2 separate regions of the Homo sapiens genome follow, and region 2 is linked to region 1. Evidence: chromatin loops called from intact Hi-C (ENCODE). Cell type or tissue: dorsolateral prefrontal cortex. All regions are shown on one strand.

Region 1 (2,500 bases):
CCTGCATGGCCAGCCCCTTCCTGCCTCACCTGGTGCCATATTTCTTTGGGCTTCTATACTCTCACTGGTCTCCATGTCCCTTCCTACCACAGGGCTTTTGCACTTGTTGCCATACCACGGAAAGCCTTCTTCCCTTCAGATCTCATGTCCTCAGAGAAACCTCCTCTAACTAGGTCCATGTCCATTATAGCTTCTCAACACCCCGTGGACCTCTCCTTCAAACCATTTACCTGAGCTGCCATTTTATACAATTTTGGAGGATGATTTATTACTATCTATTTTCTTTACAAGTGTAGATGCTTGATGAAGTTTGAGACCACGCCTGTTTCTGCTCACCCCAGCAAAGCAGTTAGCAAATTGTGAGCCTGCAACTGTTTGAAGAGAAATGGGGACTTTATGACCCTTCTGTCCCTTCTAGCTTTCACACTCGGTCATTTTTCCTGCCAACCCTCACATACAAGTTGTCTACTGCTGCCTCAGTTCCTTTCTATCCCTAGCCTCCTTAAGACCAGACAGCTGGATTCTGCCTCCATCCTTCCATTAAACCACTTTGTAAAGTCACTCATATCATCAATCCTTGTAGCCTTTTTCAATTGTCTGCATTGACAGTATTACCTGAAACCTAGTCCCTTACCTGTCCTTGACCTTCCACCACCTCCCTTGGTGAGATGATTATCTCCCGTTTTAGTTACCACTCCCTTTCTGAGGATGTGCCATTTGAAAATGTTTCTTCTGAAATGCCACCTGGTCACGTACTGCTTAAACACCAGCAGGGGTAGGGATGTTCCTCACTGCCTGAGGTAGTTCATTTAGGCAATTCTGAATGCTTAGGTTGTTTTACCAGCTACAGAAACAGAAACCTGCTCTGTGAAAGGAGACTGGCTGCTCCCAAACTGGGATGCTTGCAGAGGTTTTGCTGAGGTGCAGAAGGTAAAGTCTTCCGTCATGTGAAAAAAGGTCTTCCCAGCTGTCTCCGTGTCAGGAAAGAGGGGCTCCACTTTGATGGCAGGCTCTCAGCCACACCCTTGTCACGTTCTTAGCTCTATTGAATGGAGCTGAAAATAATGAGAAAACTTCAGATTCATTATTCAACATTCTGCTATTTCCATCTGGCTAACAGGCATGTCAAATTTAACATGTCCAAAACCAAACTTCCAACCTTCCCTCTGAAACCTGAACTTCCTGTTTTTCCCATCTCAGTAGAGGGCAACTTTCTTCCAGCTGTTCAGGTCCAAAACCTTGAAATCATTTTTGGCTTCTTTTTCTCACAACCCACATTCCCATCACCAAATTCTTCTGCCCTCAGGAACACAGGCAAAGTACAACCACTTGTAACCATTTCCACTGGTCCATGCACGTCGCAGCCACTGTCTCCTCAGCCCATGGTGAATGCTCAGCTGGTCTCCCTTCGTTGCTCTTGTCCTCCACACAGAAACTAGAATAATCCTTGAAAAACACTCCTCTGCTCAAAATCCTTCCATGGTATCTCATTTCCCTCAGAAAACACATACTTTTCTGAGTGGCTTCCAGGGGCCTGCGTGATCTGGCCCCTCACTGACCTTCACTCATCCCTGTCCAGTCACACCAGACCCTCTGCCATTCCTCAAAAACATGGTCCTTTAGTCTGAATGGCCTTTTCCCACAGACCTCCCCAGCTCAGTCTCCAGACCTCTACTGAAATGCCCAGCAGAGGTCTTCCTGACCACCATAAAGTAGCACTGTTCCTTCCACCTCTAAAATAGCACCTCTGTCCCCTTACCCTGCTCCATTTTTCTTCTTAGTATATACCACCACCAGAAAGAACATGTATTTACTTGTTTTTTTGTTTGTCTACTTCTTCTCCCTACCCCAAAGAAAGAATACAATTTCCACAAAAGCAGGAACTTGGCTTTTGTTCCCTGCTGTGTCCCCAATCTCTTAGAATAATGCCTGGCACAGGGCAGACATTAATACAAATTTGTTAAATGAATAAGATGGTAAAATCCTAAACATTCATTAGGCCAGAAGTCTGGGGAAAAAAGTTGATATTCTAAAAGTAAAGAGAAGAGACAAATGGCTTATTTGGTAACAGGATTAAAAAGAAATTTTTAATTCCTTGTCTCTCTTCTGATGGCTGAACAGAACTGCGGTGTCAAATGGAAAGCAGCACACAAGAATTCCCTTGCAGACCTTGATCTTTCGCAGAAATGCAAAGACGCCTGAGTTATACAACTTGCAATTATTATTTTCTAGACAGAAGTGCCAACTGTTGTGCTTTCCAGTGTATCAGTGGTTGCTACATTCTCCTTCTTGTCTTCGGGTTTCATGGCAGGAAACAGAAGTACTTCCTGTGGGAGATAAGAATGTACCTTGAAGCTGAGAAGCACTCTCAACATTTTTTCACAGCTATCTACCCATTCCTCTTGCCTCTGTTGTTACCACCAAAATCCAGAGATTAGTATATTCCAGCTGAAAAGGCTCATGTGTTCTTTTATTTCAACTCAGACCCTCTCAAGTTACA
Region 2 (2,500 bases), 130 kb after region 1:
GGGAGTTTGGGGTGAGAAGGAAGCTTGTGCTCTCAGGGTTAAATATAATTTGCATTTACATCATGCACATTTTAAAACTGCAATCCTAAACATTGTAATCCTATCAGGTCTTCTTTCGAGATGTGTAATTATTAATACATTAAATTATGGCAATAAAACCAATAGAGAAACAAATAAAATTATTTAAAAAGTAAGTTGGAATAAAATAGTTGCTGTTTTCCTGAATTATTTTAGAGGCTTTGCTAAAAACAACATAAAACTGTAATTATGCTACTTACAAATAGAATAAAATGGAAGTAATTAATTTATTAGTGTTGTTATTGAAATAATCTACAGGCAGAGCACATTATGAAGCAGAATCCTGTCTTTTTTCATCTTATACATGATATAATCACTCACTGGCAATAAAACTAAAATAGAAAATATGAAAATTATTGTAGAGCAGAGGAAAAGGGCTCTTGTGGTTGTGGTTGTGTAGTAGCATGCTCAGTGGGAGGTGGGATCTATCCAGGGGTGACTCACTTTCGTTTTCAGGCTGAGTGGACAGTGCTTGGTGTCCAACATTTCTTGTGGCCAGAGGAGAATGGGGAGGATGTGTCCAGCCAGGGAAGCTCCCTGGTGAAAAGGATTCCTAGGCAATTGTGTCCTGGATTTCTGGAACAGGGGAAGAGCAGAGGTTTCTTTTCTTAGGACCTGTCCCTTTAAGACTCTCTAAACATCTGAGGTCTGACAAGGGGAGGAGGTGGAGGACCAGGGCCTGGACCAGTGGAACTGTGGTCTAGTGGTCATGTTGAATAGAAGGAAGGTCCTGAGCTGTGGCAGCCAGCACCAGGAGCATCAGGTCATGCTCTTTGTGGACCTTGTGAAGGATCTGTTGAGTCAGGGTGGAGTTGACCTGAGGGAGGCCTCTTTCTCCTGGGATCCTGACCTTGGGAGGAATGCTGGGTCTCCCATGAGTCACAGCTTGGTGTTCCTCTTTAAAATACTTTTTAATTTTTAATTTATTTTATAAATTTTTTTGTGAGTACATAATAGTTGTATAAATTTATGGGATACATGAGATGTTTTGATAAAAACATGCAATGTGAAATAAGCACATCATGGAGAATGGGGTATCCATCCCCTCAAGCATTTATCTTTTGAGTTATAAACAATATAATTGCACTCTTTACTTTAAAATGTACAATTAAGTTGTTATTTAGTATAGTCACCCAATCAAAAGTAAGCCTTATTAATTCTATTTTTTTTGTAACCATTAACCTTCGCCACCTCCCCTCAACTCCCCACTAGCTTCGCAGCTTCTGGTAACCATCTTTCTACTTTCTGTGTCCATGAGTTCAATTATTTTGATTTTTAGATTCCACATTAAGTGAGAACATGCAATGTTTGTCTTTCTGTGCCTGGCTTATTTCACTTACCATGACGACCTCTGGTTCCATCCATATTGTTGCAAATGATGGGATCTTATTCTTTTTTATGGTAGAAGGTGCTCCTCTTTCTTTGGGGATGTGGACATCCGGAGGATGCCCTGGTGGTCCTTCTGCCAAATACCCCATTTGCAACACCAGGGACATAAGTATATTTTTGAAAACCTTACATTTTCTTCATTTTTTTTTGGTGTCAGATATGCGTTTTCTTTTTTATTTTATCTTCACACTACCTAGTCAACAAGTTGCATTTCCTTTTCTTTTCTTTTCTTTTTTTTTTTTTTTTTTTTTTTTTTGAGGTGGAGTCTCGCTCTGTCACCCAGGCTGGAGTGCAGTGGCACAATCTCGGCTCACTACAACCTCTGCCTGCCAGGTTCAAACAATTCTCCTGCCTCAGCCTCCCAAGAAGCTGGAACTACAGGCATGTGCCACCATGCCTGGCTAGTTTTTTATTTTTATTTTTGTATTTTTAGTAGAGAAGGGGTTTCACCATGCTGGCCAGGCTGGTCTTGAACTCCTGACCTTGCGATCCACCCACCTCGGCCTCCCAAAGTGCTGGGATTACAGGCGTGAGCCACAGTGTCTGGCCCGCATTTCCTTTTCTTAAGATACAAAGATGTGTCTTAGCCAACAGAGCTCTCAACTCATTGTCATGGGATTTTCTGTCATGGGAAATAAGCTGCTTTGATAATAACCTGTGATTCTTTCAAATTTTTCTGAAAGCATTTTGGTTTGTATTTTGTAGGTGTCCATCTCTTCACAGTCATGGCTGATCTTGTCATCCACTTTTGGGAGATTCTCCTGTATCTGGGCAGGGTATGCCTTCTCTACATCAGGTATCTAGTAAAAATTATTATTTTTGGATGCAGTTGAAGGAGGACTTGAATTTTCCACTGGAGCTGTTGCATTGCCTTCCCTTCCCCTCCCTTGCCTTCCCTTCCCTTCCCTTCCTTTCCCTTCCCTCCCTTCTTTCTTTCCCTCTTTCCTTCCATTCTTCCTTTCTTTTCCCTTCCTCCTTCCATCCCTCCCTCCCTCCTTCCTTCCTTCTTTTCTTCCCTCCCTCCCTCCTTCCT

What was found. A loop is a pair of places that touch in the nucleus more often than their neighbours do. Peaks named below come from ENCODE experiments on the same cell type or tissue, not always from the same donor. Only the 100,000 strongest peaks of a DNase experiment are listed, where the experiment ranks them.
Region 2: it touches region 1 in a loop (6-fold over the local background); 26 of 110 quality-filtered maps call a loop at or near these places.

Annotation. Positions count from the first base shown.
Region 1 is chr16:75,625,667-75,628,166 of GRCh38, forward strand. It overlaps KARS1 (lysyl-tRNA synthetase 1), which reads right to left. Exons shown (of 14, transcript NM_005548.3): 14 at 2,058-2,327. The coding sequence ends at 2,229. Among named protein-coding and RNA genes, the nearest start is that of ADAT1, 3.6 kb to the left of the region's middle. In dorsolateral prefrontal cortex, no CTCF peak of the experiment used is centred here; no DNase peak of the experiment used is centred here.
Region 2 is chr16:75,757,878-75,760,377 of GRCh38, forward strand. It overlaps LOC105371348 (a long non-coding RNA gene), which reads left to right and starts at 2,173. Exons shown (of 6, transcript XR_933748.4): 1 at 2,173-2,263. RefSeq lists an enhancer at 387-436. In dorsolateral prefrontal cortex, no CTCF peak of the experiment used is centred here; no DNase peak of the experiment used is centred here.